3 separate regions of the Homo sapiens genome follow, and all the other regions are linked to region 2. The links are chromatin loops, found by intact Hi-C in ENCODE. Cell type or tissue: mammary epithelial cell. All regions are shown on one strand.

Region 1 (8,000 bases), 190 kb after region 2:
AGACTTGGGCTGCAATCTTGGCCCCTCCTGACTTGCTGTATAATCTTGACCCTGTCACTTCTCCCTCAACTGCAAAGAAAATATCCCTTTGAGTAATATCTGCAAACTTCTCCACCCTCCGCTGAATCCCACCGACTTAGGATCCTGTATTCTATCACCGTGGTGGTCCCCAGGCCTGCTTTTTCTCAAATGGATTGGAAGTGTGGGTGACCAAACAAGGCTTAAACCTCACTCACAATATCTCATACCTCGGTCTGTATCCTAGAAAGCTGGATGAATATTCTGTCATCTTAACAGGCTTCAAACCTAACAAGTCTAGAGAGCTGTATAAATTGGAAATTCTACTAATACAAAATAAAGCTTTATCCCTTTCACTGCATGGCCCCTCGGCTTAAAATTGGAGTCACCTTCAAAACAGAGTCATCCCCTCCCCACACTCTATGATGCAGAGAAGTCAGGTCTGCAAACCCATAGAACCTGCCGGCTCCCTGCCCTCTCATGGAGGACAAGCCCATTTCCACCTGTTTCTGGCAGGCTGAGGTGTCTCAGGAGAGCCTGAGAGCCAAGGGGATTGGACCCATGGAAACATAGGTGATAAGGACCTCAGTTGTTGGGGGATGGAGGACAGGCTAATTGAATCACCTCCCTAGACAGGCAGCATGTGCTCTGTGCAGCTCCTGCCCTGTGACCTTTGGGGCAGCATCAAGAGATAAAAAGAAGCAAAGTTTCTGGCAGTTGAGGCTTCATATTTCTGTCTTGTGGGTGCCTTGATTGTCCCATAGCTGTGGAGCTTTAATGAGTGAGGCCAGTCCCTCATCTCTCAGCTCCCCCAGGGGAGCCCCTGCCCCTCTTTTCCAGAAAGACCTTTCTGCAGAGTGTGGGTGAGGAGCCCACAATACAGGAGGCACTGCTGGGCAGAACGCTAGACAACCTGCAGACAGCATCCAGCACCTCACTGAAGGCTGTGTTGGTTCAACCCAGGGAGAGGTCATGACAGCCCCATCCACCCCACCACCCCTCCTCCCCCACTTATCTTCCTTTGGAGATATTTAAGAATAGAACAAGTATACTAAACTGTTTAGGGTGGCTTAGGGGGAGGGCATGGAATGAGAGCTAAGAGGCCTCTGGTCGGCTGTAGGGCCTTAGAAAACTCACTGCCCAGCCAGGCATAGTGGCTCATGCCTGTAATCCCAGCACTTTGGGAGGCCGAGGTGGATGGATCATGAGGTCAGGAGATTGAGACCGTCCTGGCTAACACGGTGAAACCCCGTCTCTACTAAAAATACAAAAAATTAGCCAGGTGTGGTAGCGGGCACCTGTAGTCCCAGCTACTCTGGAGGCTGAGGCAGGAGAATGGCGTGAACCCGGGAGGCGGAGCTTGCAGTGAGCTGAGATCGCACCACTGCACTCCAGCCTGGACAACAGAGCGAGACTCCATCTCAAAAAAAAAAAAGAAAAGAAAACTCACTGCCCCACTCTGGTCTTTGGGTTCCTTGGTAAAATGAGGGGATAAGCCCTTCCCATCTTTGCTTTTCTAGGAAACTCTGACCCTAAGCAATGGCTGGGCCCGTGAGCCCCCATCTTGTGCTGTGACTGCCTTTCTAATCTTCAATCCGCAATAACCCATCCCTGTTACCAGGCTGGGCCTGCCTGTGGAAAATGGAAAGTGACAGAGCAGCGGCTACAGCTGGGGGTGGGGTGTTGAGTACCACAGATGGGCCAGGACTTGGCCCCAGAATCACTCTCCTTCATGATGAATATAACCTAATTAAGCCAAATAATTGATTCCAAGTCCCTGTTTCTTTGAGAACTCTAACTCACTGGTTCAGACTACAAAAGAAAGATAAAATAGAATCAAGCCCTTGAAAATGAATATTTGATGAGACAGTAATGGGAAAGTAACAGTATATGGAAAACAAAAAGAGAATAAATTGATATCCTTTGGGTTTACTTTTTTCCTGACCTTGCAGGCCAAGCTCCCAGGAATGCCCCCTCCCCCACGCACGATCCTGCCATTTTCTGCTCAGCTGATCATTCTCTATATCAAGAAGCTAAAAATGACACTCGTCTCAGCAACCTGGGATTTCCATAGTTCACGTTTATTTAAAATTGTCACTGACACATTTAGCGCCCACAGTTTAAATATCTTTATTAAAATGCATGTAAACCCCCACAGGGCTGACATTAAGTAAGCACCTTGTGTCCACGCGATGCATTGTGCTTGGAGGCAATCCTCCCGCTCATCCTCAGAGCTCACATCCTGCCTTCTTTTCGTTCCCGTTCTGGATATTGAGCAAGAACTTTGCTCCTGAAACTTGTATCTCCCATTTGTATAATCATAAAGAAATCTCCTCCAGCTCCTGGGAAGATAAATGGCATCATATCCGCAAAGCCCTCTGTATTTATCTTGAACCTTTCTTAAGGGATTTTCAAGTGCTGTGATCATTTCTTTTTTATTAATGAGAACAGAGGGCATTATACTTGCTCACTTGTTTGGGGCTCAAAATAAGGCTGAGGGGAACAAATTAACTGAAAAGGTGTCTTTCCCTGCTGGGATTCTTTCATAAATAAAAATTCATTGAGCCATCACAAGTGGCCTTTCCCAGCTGCAGCACCAGCCCCCTTCCCTCTCAGCCCAGAGCCATGTGTCATCATTGTTACCACACACAGAGTTGACCAGCGCTCTTCTCCAAGGCATTTTATTACGGGGGCCGGGTTCAGATCATCTGCCAGAGATGTTAAATCTCTGTTGGAACGTGACCCATTTCAGAGCAACAAAAGACCTTACTGGAACACAGGCATTCTGAAACAATAATCTCCCTGTGTGCTGGGGACAGGTATGCTGCCATTTCAGAGCCACTGTAAGCCTCCTGGAATCATTCGCCTTTCCATTGTCCACAAACCCCATCTCCTCCCTTTGTTTATCTTCATAGGAAAACTCAGACTAGCAGGGGAGCCAGTGTTCCTTCTTCATTTGTTCTAGATAAACAGTTATGCTCCCTGCTACTACTCTTTGGGCTGTTACATAAAGGAAGAAAGACACTCTGTGTAGTCCTTTTATGTTTTCTCCTCTGACCTGGCCTATCAGTCAGGTTGTTTAAGTGGCATGCTTACTCAGGGAAGAAGCCAGTGATTATAATGTACCTTTCACCAACAGTAAAGGTTGTAACAGAAAAGTAGAACTCCTAAAATGAAGGTCTGTTAAATAAGAGCATTAGTAATCATGTGTTGTCACCTTCTGGTTAAGAAACACTTGAGTCAGAAGCCACAGTGGCCTCAACAACCAGGCATTTATTTATCTAAAATATTTCACCAGGGAAACCCTCGGTTGTGATTTCATTCACGTGGATGCTGCAAGCAGAGAGACTGCCACCTGGAGTTAGGAGTAAGTACCTGGTGTGGACCCAAAGACGTTAGGTTGCTTATTACCTTTTGTCTCCTTCTTCCCCTAGTGTGGCCAGATGCTGAGATAGCAGCAGGATGGAGTGGAAAGAACACTTGGTTGGGTGTTAGGAGACCTGGTTTCGGGTTCTGGCTCTGCCCCTAGCTAGCTGTGTCTTGACTTCTCTGTCTTTGTTTTCTTATTTGCGAGAACAAGAAGGTTAGACTGGATCAGCTTCCAAGCCTGCCTCCAGTGCTGACATGCTAAGATTGCTTAGGTCTAGGTCACATAATGGTGGTCATCGGTACCTGATTGTCTGGCCTTTGGTTAGTCATAAAGATCTTCAGCTGGCCTGAACAGGGAGTCCTAAGAAGCCCATGAAGAACCGAGCCCAGAGAAGGGTAACAGAAGCTTTCCTTAGAATTGAAAGCATTAAGGTAGTTTAGTAGGTCTGGGTCCTTCCTGAACTTCATGGGTTTCCCATCTACTCCGCAGGTGATGCTGGATAGAAAGTGATCTATTCCTCAGGTGGCTCGGCCCTTCTAGGAATGGCTGTATTGAGGGAGAACCACATCCTCCCCCGACCCCAAACCTCCATGTATGCATGATGCATAGTAGCAGCTTCTACTCAGCCCCCTCACTCCATAGTGGAGACCCTCAACGCTCATGAGAAGCAGAAGGGGCTGCACTTCCAGGTCAGGAAGGCCATCTTGACCACCTACCTACCTCTTAACTCTGGAGCTCTGTCCTGCAGACACCCAGGACAGTACTGGGTCTCTTCAGCCCACTCCAAGGATGGGTGAGCAGTGGACACTGACTCACTTTGAAGTTATTAACATAAAGCCCCCAGGCAGGTCAAGAATATTCATGGGGTCAGATCTTTGCTCAGTAAATATTGCTGGGGTTATGACTGCTGCAGCGATGACTGGTTAAAGAAGGATTGAATGGTTCAAGTCCACCCAGCCTCAGCCCTGTCCTTCACTCCATTACGCCTCATTACATCACCCCTTTCACAGAAGGGTTAGAGTCAGGCTGATAGGAGGCAGTCTGTGACCTAGGAGAACTGGGGAGGAGAAAGGGGTTGCAGAAGCCCAGAAGGGTCTGCTCACACCTCTACCTCTCCACAAGTCAGGTGCAAATGCCCATAGGAAGAATGAAAAACAAAGGAGACAGCTCAAAGCTAAAGCAGTATCAGATTTTTAGCTGTACTGTCAGCTCCCAGACAAATTGCTAATAATGCATGACCATGGGTTCTTGGCAGTAAGGACATATTCTGCACACTGCCTCTTTCGCTGCTAACATAATATGATTTTCAGTGTGAAAAATGGCTGAAGCACACAGAAATGGCCCAGTCAGAGCACCTCATTCTCACACACACACACACACACACACACACACAGAGAGAGAGAGAGAGAGAGAGAGAGAGTTAAGAAAGCTTTAATTATCTCTGCAGTAGGTCTTTTTGAAAATCAGGTATTCCAAACTAGAAGCTCTAAGCTGTTTCCCTTATGTTTTTGCATGGCTGACAGCAAAATTCAAGAAAGCTTATGAGAAGCTAGGAAAGGTGAATTCAGTGCATTGGGCCAGTTCAGTTTTGCAAGTTGAAATGTAAATTCCTTTAGCAATTAATAAACAGATTGTTCTCCTCTTTGCAGTGGCAGGGCCGAGCTGCTAGCTTCGACAGTGAGAGCTCGTGCCCATCTCCGAAACCACCTCCAACACCATGAGATGTGCAGCCAAATAACACAAATGGGACTCAGCAATGTTCTCTTTGCACTTGTTCAACCGTCTAAACAGTGTTGTGCAGTCGCAGTGGCGGCAGCAGCGGCAGCCGTCCGTCACTCCAGAGTCTTACCTGCTCCTGTGTAGGTCAAAGCTGAGACACTTGTCATGTGGTCAGATCTGTCTTAGTCTTTTGTGTCTCCCAAGGTGATGTTTTTGTGGTTTTTCACTTTTTATGGGTCTGCTGGTAAGAAAAGGGAAAAAAAAAAAGAGTAGGAAAAGACAAAGGGTGGAAAGCCCAGAAGTTGGTTCTAGAAAATACAAGGTACAGTTTTTTGGAAAGAGGTGGATTGAGTTTCTGAAATGCTGCGTCTCCAGCAAGCTCCACAACCCTGGAAAAGGAGGAGGCGTGGTGGGACTGCGGCTGCATTTTCAGTGCCCTGCAGGAATGGGGTGAATCCATGGAAGAGCCTTTGTGAGGTGAATTACTAGTCTTTGAAGCTCTTCGCTGGCAGGACATAAACCACGCTGGGACCCTCAGTCCCGTGTTGAAATCACAAGACCTCTGAGGCGCTTGTGAGCCTTCAGCTGATGTGCAGGGTTCCTCGCTCCCCTTCCTCGCTGGCTTTCCCCATGAATTGAAAACGTCTTGATTCCTCATGGGAACTTAGTCACTTTCTTTAGGAATGATTCAGTTCAGCCGAAACTAAACACGCCATATGTTTTCTGATGCGCCACAGTTAATGATCACATTTGTTTGAAAACAGGATCTTTGTCCTCAGAAATAATCTTGATTGTAAAGTAAGAGAGAAACATATGTTCTGGAATGATTTCTGCATTATACATAGCTTTATAATTCCATGAAGTATCAAGCTGCTGTTTAAAATGCCTAAACAGATTAAAGAAAAACCTAGATTAAATGTTCTTTTCCAAATGGGGAGTTTTGAAATCCAAATAGCAGTTTGAGTCCATCTTTCTATGAAGAGTATGTTTTTGATTGAAACCGAGTCAGCGTAAGCCTATTTCAGCCCCTTTGGCTCTTTGACAATATTCATCTTAAACTTTAGTTCTATAAATTACTAAGTACTTCAGTGTTGTTTGTTTCAGTGGTTGTGAGGGTTTCTTGTTTCCTTTAGATCTTTACCTTAGGCCAAACTCAGTTTAGGAAAAAAAAAATTGTTTGAACTATTCTGTGTTGTAATAGCACATTTCTGTTGAGTTAATAGTGGTCTTCCCACCAACCCCTAAAACCAGGTTGATTTGCTCAATCTCAGTTTGTATAACCCCAGTAAGCGCATGGAGGTGAGTTTCTACTTCGACTTGTGGCGACACAGTGCCAGTTTCCTGAGCTGTGTGTACTACTTGCAAGAGGCAAGTCTGCTGAAGAACCCCTTCTTTTAACAGTGGAAAATCAAGAACAGAAAATCTGTTCACACACCTGTGTCTTATTCTTTATATATGCTACATGGTAGAGGAGCAGCGACCAATAAAGTATCCCTCATTTTAAACCAAGTTGTCAGATTTCTCTGCTGATAGAACGCTGCATAGTATCTTCTAGCCCTAAAAATGACCAGGTTGGGCATGAGTTAACAGGATATTGTGGCAAAAGGAATTTTCTGCTTAGAAAAGTAAATGTAGATAAACCTAAACTCCACCCTGTACTGAGCCTTAGGCTAGGGACTCATGTGTAAAGATGACTTTTCTCCCCAGATATCTTGTCATTGACAGGCCTTCCTAGTCTGGTAGTCCTACATTTGGGTGTTCTCCTGAGAGTGAGAAAAAACCCAAGGTCATGACAAGATTCCTGGCAGGTGACAGACTTCATTATGATTCTGACTCTAGACTGACCCCATCAAGATAGTCGTTTCCGTCAGTGAACAGATGCTGAAGGCCTTGCCATTACAAAGGAGACAACTGAGTTCCCTGGGTCATAAGGAGTCCAGAAATTAGTGTGAGAAGGTCCTTCTGGAAGTGAACTCAAAATTCATGTCCAGCTGTCATCGTTAAACCCTTAGGCAGGTGAGTATAACCCATTCTAACCTCTTGGAGAAGGGAGTGTGATCAATGTGAATCACAATAGTATTGCTCATCTGAGACATTCCTCTTATATCCAAGCAGCTATCTCCCATGAGTGAACATCCCAGTGGTTTCAGAAAATCATGTCCTGAACAGATTCTAGCCAGCCCCACACCACCCTGGCCAACTGCAACCGCTGCTGCTCTAGCAGTCTGGGTCAATTCCTACAGGCTTGGGAGCCCACCCCAGGGAGGCTTTTATCTCCTGCAGCCTCATCCCCAGCACCCTCAAGGTAGACTACTCCTCAGCCTGAATCATGAATGAAACCTGAACATCTGCCAACTTCATTATCTAGCCCAGTATCTCTTCCCTCACAGAGAAGAAGAAAATGAAATACAAAGTTGATCCATTTGTTGGCTTTCTCTGGCCGGAGAAACCTCTCGGGTTGTTGCTGTGAGCTTTGATGAAGTTGTGATAACCAGGGCCATTTGCACATAGGTTTTTTTAAAAAACATGAAAAGTTCCCTTCTCCTTTATTTAGCAGTGTTTCCGGGCTGAAAGACGCCCTCCTCCCCCTCTGCGCTTACCCAGGACGTTAATTAATTGCACTGTCATTTAAAATATTATGTTGTTAATTACTCGTTTGTGTCTTCCCACCCGTGTCACAGCCTGGAGTTTTTATTCAATTAAATCTCTGTCTCTTGCCCATTTCTCTTGTCATTTTATGTTCCTGGGGTTTAGCAGTCAACACACGCACAGGACATCTCAAAGCTTTTCTTCTCAATCTTTGCTTCACATGGATAACCACTTCCCTTCTATCAGAGGTAGAGCAGAACGGCTTGTTTGTTTTTTGTTCTGTCCAAGGAATACCTGTGTACCT
Region 2 (8,000 bases):
TTGAGAGGATGGGCAAATTGGATTATTTAGTCTTAACTAAACAAATCCTCACAAAACAGAGTGGCTTAAGAAGAGCTCTACAAAGAAAGGAGTGTGATGATAACACCCACAATGCAAATGCAAATAAACAACAAGAAAATGGCACTGTCCCTAATTCAAAAGAAGCTCATTGTCAGACATATCATGAGGTTAGAAACCATAACAATCTAATCAGATCAGACAAGATGTTGACAAAAACAAGTTTAGAAGTTATCAAGGGGACAGTGCCTTTACTTCCATTGGCATTTGTGATAAACCTCATCCTAAGTGTATATGAAGCCTTGAGACATTGGCTAATAATAGAAATGCATCAATATAATAAGATAATAATATAGATAAGTAAATACACTATATTGGAGTGTATGTTCAACATTTTTGCTGCTACGGTTATATGATTTTTTAAAAAATTGAAGGCCTCTGTTTTAGGGACCTAGCACTGCTTTAACAAGTCTCGGACCTTTAAGTTAATATTCACTGTCATTTGGGCAGAACTGAGGTAGCAGGTGGGACTAGACTCTGGAGGTGGGGCTCAGACACAGGACCAAATTGAGGACTACCTAAAACAGGTGCAGTGTGGAAGCACTTCTCCATAAGACATGAAAACCAGTATGCCATGTCAGCTTACCATTGCCATGGCAACACCTGAAAGTTATCACCCCTTGCTGTGGTGACAACTCCACAGAGGCTACTACCCTCATCCTAGAAATTTCTGCATAAACTGCCTCTTACTTTGCATATAATTGAAAGTGGGTACGAAAATGATGGCAGAACTGCCTCTGAGCTGCTACTCTGGACACACTGCCTGTGGGGTAGTCCTGCTTCGCTGCTGCTGCTATACACTGCTGCTTCAATAAAAGCTGCTGTTTAACACCACCAGCTCACCTTTGAATTCTTTCCTGGATGGGGCCAAAAACCTTGGGCTAAGCCCCAATTTTGGGGCTTGCCTGTCCTGCATCAGAACCAGGTGGCTAGTGTGTATAGACCTAAGATCAAGGGCTTGTTGCTTATTCACTTACAAGCTGCATTTCTTAAACAACACTATCAGAATGCTGATGTTCTCTGAAAAGCTGTCCTGTGTGCTGTGAGCCTTTGCAAAAATAAATCATATTTTATAACAAATAACCATTTTATACTGTACAATAGTGGAAAATACTGAAATGTAGTTTTATAAAATCTTTTCTTCATGTTGTGAAATTTAACTTATAAAGTTTCCTGTCGCCCATATGTATTATTTTTGTTTGTGTCTTTTCTTAATCTGACAATGATTTTTCTTTTGGTGGAAGAAAATCTGCATAGCTACTCCACATGTAACAGTGTTGCTTGGTGAGTCATGGTCGCAGAAAGTTTAAGAAATGTTCCTTTAGAGCATGTGAATAAATCTTGCCTCAATCAAATTCTTTTTCCTGCAGCCTCCCCTGCTGGGCTCCCTTCCTTGGCCTCTGAGCCTGCTGCTTGCCTTGACCCCAAGTTCAGAGGCTCCCAATGACCTGGCCCTTTGCTGTCTTTGTAAGGCCAAACCTAGGGATGAGCCTCTTCCTCACAGGTTAGGGGCTTTCACCACCACCTCTGGGTCTCAGAAGGTGAGGAGTGAGAACAGACCTCTGAGAATGGGCACCCCTGGGACCTTGTGAACAGGTGCTGCTTAGTTCCTAGAGGAATTCAGAGGGAGAACTGCATGGCTGGCTACCAGCTCCTTGCCTCAAGATGCATCTTTCCAGGGTGGTGGGTAGTTCAGTGGCGAGTCGCTCAAACCGGGCTCTGCTGTTTGGACACGTTACTTAGCTTCATTGTATGTCCGTTTTCTCATTTGTAAAATGAGGATAATAATAATGCCCACTTCTTGGACTTCTTGAAAATGAAATGAGAATCCTATAGTCTAATGCACTTGGCCTGATACATAGTAAGTTGTCAAAAAATGTGAGCTACTGTTATTATCAAGCATTATTTACTTATATTCAGTCCCCAGCTGAATAATGGGAGAGAACTTCATGGCTAATGTAAAATTGGACTTTGACCACACCTACTTAGAGGGTTGGCACTTCTCCCTCCAGAAAATAACGGGACCTCATACAATTTATTCTAAGTAGAACAACTTAAATATAGTTTATAGAAATGGGATTTGGGAGCAGACAGATTTGGACTCGAACACCAGCTCTGTCACATGTTGCCGTGATCTTGGGCAAGTCACTTAGCTGTTGTGGGCCTCATCTGTGCAGTGGGTATTTGCACAGTAATACCGAGTTGTGAGAACATGATGTAAGCACAGGATTCAGGAGAGTGCCTGGCACTTAGTGGGATCTCAATATCTTGTCCCTCTCCCCTTTTCTTAATAGCCATAATAGACATTGATAGAAGAATTAACATTTGCTTAATGCCTACTGTGTGCCATGCACTAGTTAGGATTTTATAATCTTACATAATCTCCTGTATTCATTAAAATGATGTAAAGTATATATCAATAACACAATTTTGTGGATGAAAGAACTAAGTTCAGAAAATTTAAGACCTTTTTCAAAGTCAATAACTTGACTGCAAAAGTCCATGCTATTCCTCCTTCCCACTGGCTGCACCATCTCAGATCTCTGGACCAGCAAACACTATACACTATTCTCCTCTAAAGGAGAATACCTAGTTTCACCTCTAGTTCCAAATGTTGGTAATTAAACCAGAACCAGCATGAAGGAGTTGTTGTTTGGAACTTTTACCATAAGCCTGCAAGACACTTAATGTTACCAGCACAGCCCCTGGTAAGGGGAATATGGTTTGTTTCCCTCCAACCCCTAATTACTGTGACTTCCAAGACATACTCATCCTTGCCAAAGCTTCTCTCTAACTCTCCTCTTATCAACACAGTGATGGGCCTCTCTAGTTGATCCCTTAGGGGTGGAAGATAGGGGCACAGAACCTTGCTGTCAGGACTTTAGACAATGGTTCACAGGCTATCACTGATGAAAGTTTAGTTGGCAATCCAGGGCAGTCTTCATCAAGAAGAAAGATGGAAAGGTAGCCCTCTGTAATAACCACTAGCTGTTAAATTTGACCACCATCTGAAATTGATAATCCCAGACTAGCTGGATCAGTTATGGTCAACTAAAATTTATGTCACAGAGGAGCCCCTGGGAATGGTGCAGGGCAGCAGGTGTGGGAAGGTGATGAGCACAGGACCACATCGGAACCCAGGCAGGTCGTTCCACACTCCCAGCATGGTTGCAAGACAGAAGCCCCAGACAATGTCTTTTCAAAAATAAAGATACCTTTATTTTCTTCTGATTTTAAAATAATGCATGCATATCATTATTATTTTAAAAAATCAGACAATATGAAAAGGCTTAAAGAAGGAAATGAAAATTCCACTCTTAATTCTGCCACCTGGTGATAACATTCTGTGTAAATCCCTCCAGACTTTTTTCTGTTCTAGCCCCCCACAATTGTTCTGAAAAAAAGCAACCTTTCCAAAAGCATATAGATTGATGTTGCTATATTTAATGGAATTATGATATTCCATTATACAGATGTGCCATTCCATTATAGAGATTCCATTATAGAGGTGTAATATTAAATATAGCCATTCTTTTCTTTTAAATTGTTTCCAATTTGTCATTATTATAAACAAAGCTGTAACAAACACCCGGTACATTTTTGGTATTTCATCCTGTGGTTAATCCTGACACTGAAATTCCACAAGATTTCAGGAATCTCAATATCACTTATGTATAAATACTTAAGAAATTATGGCTGAAATATTCATTTATTCACTCATTCACTCAATATATGTACACGTGTATATATATATGTGTGTGTATGTATATATACGTGTATATATATACGCGTGTGTGTGTGTGTGTGTATATATATACGTGTGTGTGTATATATATATATACACACACACACATATTGGGTGACCATGATGTTCCAGACACAAACCTATGTTCTGTGGATATGCAGTGAATAAAACAGGCAAACTCTCTGCTCAGAACACTCACATTTAAAGAGGGGAGACAAATGATGAAATAAATGACAGTGTGTTAGAAGGTTGCAAATGTTAAGGAGAAAAATGAGGCAGAAAAGTGTGGTTTTCTCTTATAGTCATTCAGTATTTGTTCCCTGTTCTCTGTCATCATCATGCTATTTAGTTTTTCACTAAATGCCTGTTAAGTCCCTATGCTGTGCCATAAACTGTGCTAAGTATTGGGAATGGGGTGGAGAGTTGTGTGGAATATGCGCCCTAGCATGGACAAGCCCACATGTCATCATTTTCTTGCTCGTGACTTCACCATTTCATATGTGTATATTTTGTCTTCACAACTACATTAAAAGGTCTTAGCGGGTAGGAATCCGTCCATATTCTTTGTGTTCTCCTGAGCTTTTAGTGTAATGTTTTTGTACAGAGTTAGTGTTCAATAAATGCTTGTTCCATACTTGTGACATAGAAATAATGCAAGTGGTTTTGAGAGATGGAAAACTGGGTTCTGATAAGCCAAGAAATGGGTAAAAAAAAAAAAAAAAAGCACTGATTAATACCCAAGGTTAATGAGAAAGCTAGCTATTTAGCTCATAGAATTGGCATTTAAAAAAACTCGTTCTAAATCATGTGCCATCTAATCAAATATAGTGATATAAGTATAGTAAATATAGTAATTTTAGCAAATGTTGTGCAAATCTGGCTGAATAAGTAATACTATTTTTTTAATAGAAAAACACAAACCAAGCAGAGAAGCATGCTGGGTTTTAAGCCGGCTCTGTGTGGCTCATTTACGCTGTACCCACATCCTACTAACACACACCCAACTCTGCCTGCAGGGGGAGCTCCAGCACTCATTTGAGTCCCAAGGCCTTAGTTGCAAGGGACTGTCAACCCTCCCAGCAGTACTCGGTTTTGAACTCTCTCCCATCGTCCTGGCTAGCAACCAGCTGTTTGATCTGCCATTAAAAACAACAATAACAACAACAACAACAACAACAACAAATTTTTGCTATCCAAATGTAGGTAACTCTAAAAGTATGAAGTAGTTCAGAGTTACGACTTCGGCTTTAGAGCTATCATGATTGAATACCTAATATTTGTCAGGGATTGTGTCCTGCATGTTACATATATTATTTCTAACTCTCAAAACAAACTTGCAAGAGGGGTCCTATTATCCTCACTATTACCCTATGCAGACAAGGACTCTGCAGCTGAGAGAAGTTAAGGAACTTGCCTGAGGTCACAGTGTCAGTGGTGGAGGCAGGTCTGCCTAAATTAGGGCCTAAGCACTTCTACCTTGCACTCTGCTCTCTGTAGCTGCCCTTATTTACCTGTTTATTACTTGTTACTATCATCATTATCATCAGATTATTGTTACAGTTGATGTCTTTCTGGCAGAGGCAGTGCAGTTTTTTTTGTGTGTGTGACCTGGGCACACTTTGTTTTTTGACATGGTGCCTTGCTCTGTTGTCAAGGCTGGAGTGCAGTGGTGGGATCACAGCTCACTGCAGCCTTCACCTCCCCAGGCTCAGGTGATCCTCCAACTCCCTGGGCTCATGTGATCCTCCCACTTCAGCCTCCTGAGTAGCTGGGACTACAGGCGCATGCCACCACACCTGGCTAATTTTTTGTAGAGATGGGGTTTTGCCATGTTGCCCAGGCTGGTCTCAAACTCCTGGGCTCAGGCTATTCTTGCAACCCCCGAGATGTGGTTTGGCTGTGTCCCCACCCAAATCTCACCTTGAATTGTAGCTTCCATAATCCCCACGTGTTGTGGGAGATAATTGAATCATGGGGGCGGTTTCCCCCATACTGTTCTCGTGGTAGTGAATAAGTCTCACAAGAGCTGATGGTTTTATAAGGGGTTTCCCCTTTTGCTTGGCTCTCATTTTCTCTTTCCTGCTGCCATATAAGATGTGCCTTTCACCTTCTGCCATGACTGTGAGGCCTCCCTAGCCACGTGGATCTGTGAGTCCATTAAACCTCTTTTTCTTTATAAATTACCCAGTCTCGGGTATGTCTTTATCAGCAGCGCGAGAACAGACTAAAACACCCTCCTTGGCCTCCCAAAATGCTGGGATTATAGGTGTGAACCACCGCACCTGGCCTGTTTTTTAATTTTAAGACTAGTTTTTTAAAGAGTAGTTTTAGGTTCACAGCAAGACTGAGAGGAAGGCTCAGAAATATCCCATACCTTCTTCCCCGAAACATGCACAGCCTCCCCCATTATCAACATCCCCCACCAGAGTACACCCTATACAGAGTACACCAGAGTACACTGTCATATCGTTATCACCTAGTGTTCATAGTTTACATTAGAGTTTACTCTTGGTGTTGTACATTCTATGGGTTTGGACAAATGCATAATGACATGTATCCACCATTATAATATCGTAGAGAATAGTTTCGCAGCCCTAAAAATTATCTGTGCTCCACCTATTCATCCCTCCCTCCCTGTAACCCCTAGCAACCACTTTTTTTTAACTGTTTCCATAGTTTTGTCTTTTCCAGACTGTTATATAGTTGGAAATGTACAGTATGTGTAGTCTTTTCAGATTGACTTCTTTCACTTAGTCATATACATTTAAATTTACCCATGTCTTTTCATGACTTGATAGCTCATTTATTTTTAGCCTTGAATAATATTTCATTTTCTCGATGTACCACAGTCTATTTATCCACTCACCTACTGAAGGACAGCTTTTGACAACTGCAAATAAAGCTGCTATCTACATCTGTGTGCGGGATTTTGTGTGGACATAAGTTTTCAACTCCTTCAAGTAAATACCAAGAAGCATGATTGCTGGATTGTATGGGAGGATTATGTTTAGTTTGTACGAAACTGTCTTCTAAAGTGGCTGTACCATTTCCCATTCCCACCAGCAATGAATGAGAGGTCCTTTTGCTCCACATCCTCACCAGCGCTCAGTGTTGTCAGTGTTCTGGGTTTTGGCCATTGTAATAGGTATGTAGTGGTATTTCATTGTTTTAATTTACATTTCCCAATAACATATAATGTGGAGCATTGTTTTATATGCTTATTTGCTATCTGTATGTGTTCTTTGGTGAGGCATCTGTTAAGGTCTGTGGCCCACTTTTTTCTTTTCTTTTTCTTTTTGGTAGAGACAGGTTCTTGCTCTATCACCCCAGAGGGAATGCAGTGGCACCATCGTAGCTCACTGAAGCCTTGAAGCCTCAATATCCAGGGCTCAAATGAGCCTCTCGCCTCAGCCTCCCAAGTAACTGGGACTAGAAGTGCGTGCCACCACTTGTGAATCAATTCCTTGCCCTAGCTAGGACTTCAAATACAATGTTGAAAATGAATAGTGAGAGGAAACATCCTTGCCTTGTTCTTTATCTTATTTGGAAAGCTTCTAGTTGTCACCGTTAAGTATGATGTTAGCTATAGGGCTTTTTGTAGATTTTTTTTTTTATCAAGTTGAGGCAATTCCCCTTTATTCTTAGTTTGCTGAGAGGTTTATCATGAATTGGTTTGGGTTTTTTCAAATGCTTTTTTTACATCTACTGATAAGATCGTGTAATTTTTCTTCTTTAACCTGTTGATACAATGGATTACATTAATTGATTTTTGAATGTTGAACCAGCCTGTATACCTGGGATAAATCCCACTTGGTTGTGGTGTATAATTATTTTTATACATTGTTGGAATTAATTTGTTGATATTTTGTTGAAGATTTTTGCATTTATATTCATAGAGATATTGATATGTAGTTTTCTGGTTTTGCAATGTCTTTATCTAGTTTTGGTGTTAGGGTGATGCTGGCCTCATAGATTGAGTTAGGAAGTATTCCCTCTGCTTCTATCTTCTGAAAGAGATTGTTCAGAATTGGTATCATTTCTCCTTTAAAATGTCTGGTAGAATTCATGAGTAAAACCATCTGCACCAGATGCTTTCTGTTTTGGAAGGCTAATAATTATTGACTCAATTTCTTTAATAGATATAGGCCTATTCAGACTGTCTATTTTTCCTTGTATT
Region 3 (8,000 bases), 450 kb after region 2:
CCTCCGCCTCCTGGGCTCAAGCAAGTCTCCTGCTTCAGCCTCCCGAATAGGTGGGATTACAGGTGTGCACCACATGCCCGGCTAATTTTTATATTTTTAATAGAGACGGGCTTTCACCATGTTGGCCAGGCTGGTTTCAAACTCCTGACCTCAAGGGATCCACTCACCTTGGCCTCCCAAAGTGCTGGGATTACAGGCGTGAGCCACTGTGCGCAGCCTTTTTTTCCAATTTGAATGCTTTTTTTTTTCTTGCCTAAGAACAAAATTAATTAAAAAAATTACTTTGGCTAGAACTTTAGTACTATGTTGAATAGAAGTGGTAAAAGTTGGCATTCTTGTCTTGTTTTTGATCTTAGGGGAAAGTTTAAGTCTTTCATGTATGAATATGATGTTAGTTATGGGTTTTCATATATGGCCTCTATCATGTTGAGAACATTTCCTTATATTCCTATTTTGTTAAGTGATTTTAACATGAATTTTGTCAAACGCTTTTTCTGCATCAACTGAGATGTTCAAAATGGATTTTAACATCTCTGAAATGAAGATATATTTTATAATCAATTATATTTTAAGATTCTATGAACCACAATAACATATTTCATAATATGATAATTGCTATAAAAAATAAGGATTGGGAAGCTGAGGTGAGAGGAGGACTTGAACCCAGGAGGTCAACACCGCAGTGAGCCATGTTTGTGCCACTGCACTCCAGCCTGGGTAACAGAATAAGACCCTAACTTAATTCAAAAAAAAAAAAAAAGATTGAGGCCAGGCACTGTGGTACACACCTGTAGTGTCCCAGCTACTTGGGAGGCTGAGGTAGGAGGACTGCTTGAGCCCAGAAGTTTGAGGCCAGACTGGGCAATACAGCGAGGCCCTGTCTCTTAAAAAAGAAGAAGATTGAGCATGGCTGGACAGGGGAAGAAATGTGATTTTAGGTTGGGTGGTCAGGGAAGGTTTCCTTATGCAGATGACAGTTAAGCAGAGATCTAATTACTTAGAAGGAGCCAGCCATGCAAAATTTGGAGCAAAAATATATTAATCAGGGGGAATAGTAAGTGTAAAAGCCTTGACTTGGAAATAAGTTTGGCATGCTAAAGTAATGGCAAGAAAACCAGTATACCTAGAGCATAGTGAGGAGGAAAAGAGTAGAACAAGATGAAATAGGTCCAGAGACCTAATAAGTACCTGTAAAGGGCTGAGATGCTGAAATTTCTAAAGGCAGAGTGTTTTTGAGACTAAAGTTACCCACCAAAGAACATTTTTAAAACTCCCACATTTGAAAAGATGATGATATACACAAATCCTTTCTAGTTTCTATAATACTATTAATCCTTTATTCTGGCCATCTCAGTATATGAACGAGTTCTTGCTGAGTTCAATATTTTGGAAGCTAATCTAACTCTTTCATGAATTATTTTAAATCTTTTTATTTCCTGAAAAATTACTTTTCAGCCTTCTAAATATTAAAATATCTTATTGACATTGCTTCACTGAAAACCAGCCTCTGACTTATTTCTTTTAAAGAGTCAAGCAAAGCATTGTATTCCTGAGAAAAATCACACTCTCCAAGCAGACTCTTATTCTCCTAATTTACCAAAAAGGTGAGTACAATTTTATATATCTAAATGTTGACTAATTGTGTCTGGGAGATGAATCTCATGCTTATACATCATTGTGATGCTAGGAAGCGGCCTGTTTGGGGTATGGTGTCATCATTACGCTTTCTTTTTGTTTTAGTACCACAAAAGCAGCAAAAATGATGAACCAACAAAGGACAAAAATGGAAATCAAAGAATCTTCTTCCTTTGACTTTAGGACTTCTGAAATAAGTGCAAAAGAAGAGCTAGTTTTGCACCCTGCTAAATCAAGCACTTCTTTTGACTTTCTGGAGCTAAATTACAGTTTTGACAAAAATGCTGACACAACCATGAAATGGCAGACAAAGGCATTTCCAATAGTTGGGGAGCCTCTTCAGAAGCATCAAAGTTTGGATTTGGGCTCTCTTTTGTTTGAGGGATGTTCTAATTCTAAACCTGTAAATGCAGCAGGAAGATATTTTAATTCAAAGGTGCCAATAACACGGACCAAATCAACTCCTTTTGAATTGATACAGCAGAGAGAAACCAAGGAGGTGGACAGCAAGGAAAACTTTTCTTATTTGGAATCTCAACCACATGATTCTTGTTTTGTAGAGATGCAGGCTCAAAAAGTAATGCATGTTTCTTCAGCAGAACTGAATTATTCACTGCCATATGACTCTAAACACCAAATACGTAATGCCTCTAATGTAAAGCACCATGACTCTAGTGCTCTTGGTGTATATTCTTACATACCTTTAGTGGAAAATCCTTATTTTTCATCATGGCCTCCAAGTGGTACCAGTTCTAAGATGTCTCTTGATTTACCTGAGAAGCAAGATGGAACTGTTTTTCCTTCTTCTCTGTTGCCAACATCCTCTACATCCCTCTTCTCTTATTACAATTCACATGATTCTTTATCACTGAATTCTCCAACCAATATTTCCTCACTATTGAACCAGGAGTCAGCTGTACTAGGTAAGTTATTTTTTAAAGTTTGCATAGAATTTTAGATTTCATTTTGTTTCTATAGAATAGTTGGTTTCTTCTCCTCTTCCCTCTTCTCCTCTGCTTCTTCTCTTTCTTTCTTTTTTCTCTTTTTTTTCTTTTTTTTTTTTGAGATGGAGTCTCGCTCTGTCACCCAGGCTGGAGTGCAGTGGTGCAATCTTGGCTCAATGCAACTTCCGCCTCCAGAGTTCAAGCAATTCTCCTGCCTCAGCCTCCTGAGTAGCTGGGATTACAGGCGCGCGCCACCACGCCCGGCTAATTTTTGTATTTTTAGCAGAGATGGAGTTTCACCATGTTGGCCAGGATGGTCTTGATCTCTTGACTTCGTGATCTGCCTGCCTCGGCCTCCCAAAGTGCTGAGATTACAGGCATGAGCCACCACGCCTAGCCTGCTTCCTTCTCTTTCTTCTTCCTGCTACTCCTCAAATAAATACATTCCAGGAGTGTTTTAATGCTGTAATAAGTTGAAAATAGCAACATCAAACATAATATTCCATGAAACAGGCAACAATGGAGGCAATCAAGATCTGGTACAGGATCTGTACCAGCAGGAGTGCTTCTAAAGAAGGCACGCCTCATTTCTAGAAATGTATATCAAAGGCTCACAATATACTGTTTTTTAAAAATATTTTTTGAAACAGAATCTCACTATGTTGCCCATGCTGGAGTGCAGTGGTGTGGACATTGCTCATTGCAGCCTTGATGTCCTGGGCTCAACCAATCCTCCCACCTCAGCCTCCCAAGTAGCTGGGACCACAGGGACACGCCACCATGCCTGGCTAATTTTTTTTTTTTTTAGAAATGGGGTCTTGCTATGTTGCCCAGCCTGGTCTTGAAAATCTGGCCTCAAGCAATCCTCCCACCTTGGCCTCCCAAAGTGCTGGGATTACAGGTGCAAGCCACCACACCTAGCTTCAGAATTTACTCTTAACATATAGAAGCAGCTTCCAAAGGAAGAGCAGAAAAAAATTTGATCAATAGCACCCAGATTTTTTGTTGCACAATTATGTGGCTAAAATGAGTTGAACATATTGCTAAAAATTGAATTATCTTCCTGCAGGATTTGGAAGGGGAGAACCTGATTTCTTGCTCTTTTGTAGTAATCTCGTAGATGACAATACATGTTTAGTATTTTGTGTAAAAATTTTATCATATGTATACCTTTACTTTCATGTTTTGTCTCTTTTATAATTCTGTATTTTTGCATATAATGCATATTGTTCTGTTTTACTGATTAGTTTGAAAGTAGAAATGAGCACCCTGTTAGAGATGATGACAATAATTTGATGTGGAAGATGATGAGGGAAAGCAATGAACAAGTTTAACTCCCTTAGGTATATCATCAAATAATTTGTAAAGCACATTCTACATAGATAGGAGGTGGAGAAAACTTTTGCTCTATAACATTATTTATTGTAGAGTTTCTTAATAAATAGTTGTGTAGATCATTTGTAGCTTTGTTGCAAAAATATCTTATCTGGATCTAAGATGTTCCTTCTGTGATTAGATTATTTTATACATTTTTAAACATTTAAATGTATTTTCTTTTCTTATACCTTAAACTTCTCTGAGCATCTGCATCATTAAAAAACAGAGCGAGACTCCGTCTCAAAAAAAAATTAATTAATAAAAACATACCCTTATTTTCAGGGATTGTAACAATATCGTCATGTGCCATCTGGTGGCAGTTTCTTGTAATACCATTTAAAATGTTTAATAAAAACTGAATGTTTGTATAGAAATACAGAAGACTATCCTATACTGTTGTTTTGTAAAATGGAAAAATACCCATATTCTTGAATTTTGTATAGAATGAAGAGATACTGAAATCTTTATGATTTTACCTAATGTATAACTGAACCTTTTACACGTCAAAGCACTTTATAATGTTTTATTATATAGTCTATGTAAAACAAAAGGAGTTATGTAAAAGTTAATTCAAAGCTTCCAAAATTAATATAATATTTTATGTTAACTGATACACCGTGACTCAATCAAAATGTTTTTGAGCTTTTATTTATTTATTATTATTATTATTTTTTGAGACGGAGTGTCCTGCTGCCACCCAGGCTGGAATGCAGTGGTGCAATCTCGGCTCACTGCAAGCTCTGCCTTCCGGGTTCACGCCATTCTCCCACCTCAGCCTCCCGAGTAGCTGGGACTACAGGGGCCCGCCACCACGCCCGGCTAATGTTTTGTGTTTTTAGTAGAGACACGGTTTCACCACGTTAGCCAGGATGGTTTCGATCTCCTGACCTTGTGATCTGCCCGCCTCGGCCTCCGAAAGTGCTGGGATTACAGGCGTGAGCCACCGCGCCCAGCCCTACTTTTGAGCTTTTAAAACAATAAATGTTAAAGAATAAGCAAAAACCTCCTGGGTTTGTACCTTAAGAGAATTTATTTTGCTTTTTCCTTGAATGAACAAGTGTCAACTTTACTGATAATGTTGCTTCAACGGAATTTAAATATAAATTATGGTAAATTTATATTTAATATTAGAATATAAGAATTTCCTTTGGATTGTTCTAATTAACAATTGTTACAATATTTTTGACATTTTGGATAGCAACTGCTCCAAGGATAGATGATGAAATCCCCCCTCCACTTCCTGTATGGACACCTGAATCATTTATTGTGGTTGAGGAAGCTGGTGAGTACAGTTCAGTAAGTATAAAATAAAGTGTGGGATGGGCATGGTGGCTCATGCCTTTAATTCCAGCACTTTGGGAAGCTGATGTGTGAGCCTTGAGTTTGAGGAGTTCATTGAGGCCAGGAGTTCAAGACTAGCCTGCGCAACATAGTGAGACCTCATCTCTAATTTTTTTTTTTTAATTTAGCAGAGCAATAGCAGCATGCATGTGTAGTCCCAACTATTTGGATGGTGGAGGTGAGAGGATCACTTGAGCCCAGGAGTTGGGGGCTGCAGTAAGCCATGATTGTGCCACTGCACTCCAGTCTGGGTGACAGAGCAAGACCCTGTCTCAAAAAATAAAATGAAGTGTGAATTAACTAGATTACTTCTCAGGTCCTTTCAATGTTTTATGTATTATTTGCTGAGCAACATTTGATGTCTAAAAGAATACTATTCTTAAGAACCGAACTATATTCACTTTCTTCCAGGAGAATTCTCACCAAATGTTCCCAAATCCTTATCCTCAGCTGTGAAGGTAAAAATTGGAACATCACTGGAATGGGGTGGAACATCTGAACCAAAGAAATTTGATGACTCTGTGATACTTAGACCAAGCAAGGTCAATAATTTTTTAATGACTCTACTCATTTAGATTCAATAGACTACAGTTCTACTCCTTGTATTTTTAACACCCATCATTCAATAAATCCTAAGCACATACTAAATATAGAACAATGTGCTAGAGGATGTTGGGATAAAAAGGATGTATAAGACACAATTCTTGCCTGTAAGAAGCTTCTTGTCTAGTAGTAGAGATATAGGATGTGTACAAATCTTTATTTTTGCCTATATTTATTATAACAAAGCAAATGTGATCAATGTCATATGAAAGATAAAGAATTTCAAGTGTAGGAGATGCCTCCAGGTTGGAAGTGATCAAGGAAGATTTAGTGAAAGAGGAAACATTTGAGCTGATTCTTGAAGGATAGTTAAGGCAAAAATAAATGTTTCATACTTAAGTAGGAAGCTTGTTCACTGTAGTCATTTGGTAGGCTATATCATGTTTGCTGTGATAATATGTTATAGAGAATGACAGGTGTGCATATTACTTAAGATAAACCTTTTGGAATAGTGTGGTTGATGGTAAAGTCAGAGATGGGGGTGGGAGGGGTTTGTGGATTAAATAGAAAATAATTATTGAAAGTAGGTGTGTCCTGCTTCTGGAGGAAAAATAGAAGTGTATCTAAAAATGTTATGCATTTCTGTATAGTCTGTGAACCAATTCTCTTAAAATTTGAGAGATCAGAAAAATAATTAAACATTTTAAAGTACCTACAATTGCAATGCTGATAGGCAAATATTCTCTGCCTTTTAAATTATAATTCTAATGTACTAGTAATTATTATTGTCATTAATAATAGGCACATATATTTACTTTAACAACTCCCAGAGGAAAGAACAGTCACTCTTCCAATGTTATGAAGTAACTTCAATTTCCGCAACTTACCTCTAATTAAATTTTCAGGGAAATGTTTCAGGTGGGACAGAAATAAGTCAGAAGGGGATCAATTTAGGACTAATTGCCATGGGATATAAAAATCAGTGTAAGAGTGAAAGATGCCATTTCATAATTCAGCACACTTACAAATTAGGAAAAATAGGGTCTACATTTCATAATTATCTCTACAGCTATATTACATATAAGTTCAAAAATGCCATTTTTTGCTTTGAGTTTGTATAATTTGTATACATATTCTTCTTTCACTTTTCCTTTCTTTTTTTCTTTTAGAGTGTAAAACTCCGAAGTCCTAAATCAGGTAAAAATTTCTCTTGGCTTTAGATGACATTTAGCCCTAAGATTGGAAGAATGGTTCGTTAAGTTTAGAGTAATTCACTTCAGGAAGTTACTTGGTTCCCATAATAGCTTCCAGTATTCATTGATTTATTTCTGGCTTTCCCAGACTAGAAATTTTGTAAAGAGCAAGGTGAAGACAGGATTTTAGAATTCTGCTCCTTAATATATAACCTCTCTGAAATAATATATAAAAACTATTTCAGAGAGAATCTTTTAAAACTTTGCAGCTTTTCCACTATAGAGATTTTCCCACTGTTAACAGTGTGATTCAAAAAATTATTTCTGGCCACTTAATTCTTTAATTTGCTGTTGCCTCTCCAGTACTTGTCTGAGCTTTGCCTGTTTCATGCATTGAAGAACAAAAACTAACATTTATTGGGCACTTCCAGGTACTTTGTTTACATTATCACAAGTGGTAGTTGCCCTTAACATATTTATTCATACTGTCATATTATTCAAATACATATACAGATAATATAAAGGTTAAAAAACATGGGCTTTGCCAGGAATTTGAGGCTGCAGTGAGCTATAATGGCACCACTGCACCCAGCCTGTATGACAGAGCAAGATGCTGTCTCTAAAAAACATGACAACAGGCCAGGCGCAGTGGCTCACACCTGTAATCCCAGCACTTTGGGAGGCCAAAGCTGGCGGATCACGAGGTCAAGAGATCGAGACCATCCTGGCCAACATGGTGAAACCCTGTCTCTACTAAAAATTAGCTGGGCGTGGTGGCGGGTGCCTGTAGTCCCAGCTACTGGGGAGGCTGAGGCAGGAGAATCGCTTGAACCTGGGAGGTGGAGGTTGCAGTGAGCTGAGATTGCGCCACTGCACACCAGCCTGGGTGACAGAGCGAGACTCCATCTCAAAAACAAAACAAAACATGACAACAAAAACAAGGGCTTTAGAGTCAGATAGGCTTTAA

The links. A loop is a pair of places that touch in the nucleus more often than their neighbours do. Peaks named below come from ENCODE experiments on the same cell type or tissue, not always from the same donor. Only the 100,000 strongest peaks of a DNase experiment are listed, where the experiment ranks them.
Region 1: a loop joins it to region 2, with 19 times the contacts of the local background. A loop is called at or near these places in 14 of 110 quality-filtered maps.
Region 3: a loop joins it to region 2, with 7 times the contacts of the local background. A loop is called at or near these places in 61 of 110 quality-filtered maps.

What each region holds. Positions count from the first base shown.
Region 1 is chr1:114,089,120-114,097,119 of GRCh38, reverse strand. It overlaps SYT6 (synaptotagmin 6), which reads left to right. Exons shown (of 8, transcript NM_001253772.2): 7 at 3,317-3,385; 8 at 5,038-7,828. The coding sequence ends at 3,334. Among named protein-coding and RNA genes, the nearest start is that of SYT6, 61 kb to the left of the region's middle. RefSeq lists an enhancer at 4,748-5,249. In mammary epithelial cell, a CTCF peak has its summit at 3,373 (motif pointing left); a DNase peak (open chromatin) is centred at 3,259; H3K27ac peaks cover 475 bases.
Region 2 is chr1:114,279,836-114,287,835 of GRCh38, reverse strand. No RefSeq gene overlaps it. Among named protein-coding and RNA genes, the nearest start is that of SYT6, 130 kb to the right of the region's middle. In mammary epithelial cell, CTCF peaks have their summits at 1,469 and 4,830 (motif pointing right); a DNase peak (open chromatin) is centred at 4,845.
Region 3 is chr1:113,832,148-113,840,147 of GRCh38, reverse strand. It overlaps PTPN22 (protein tyrosine phosphatase non-receptor type 22), which reads left to right. Exons shown (of 21, transcript NM_015967.8): 12 at 1,528-1,604; 13 at 1,741-2,558; 14 at 5,155-5,238; 15 at 5,709-5,839; 16 at 7,010-7,037. The region is part of intron 3 of AP4B1-AS1 (AP4B1 antisense RNA 1); the gene reads right to left. Among named protein-coding and RNA genes, the nearest start is that of AP4B1-AS1, 24 kb to the right of the region's middle. In mammary epithelial cell, a CTCF peak has its summit at 4,265 (motif pointing left); a DNase peak (open chromatin) is centred at 5,197; H3K27ac peaks cover 333 bases.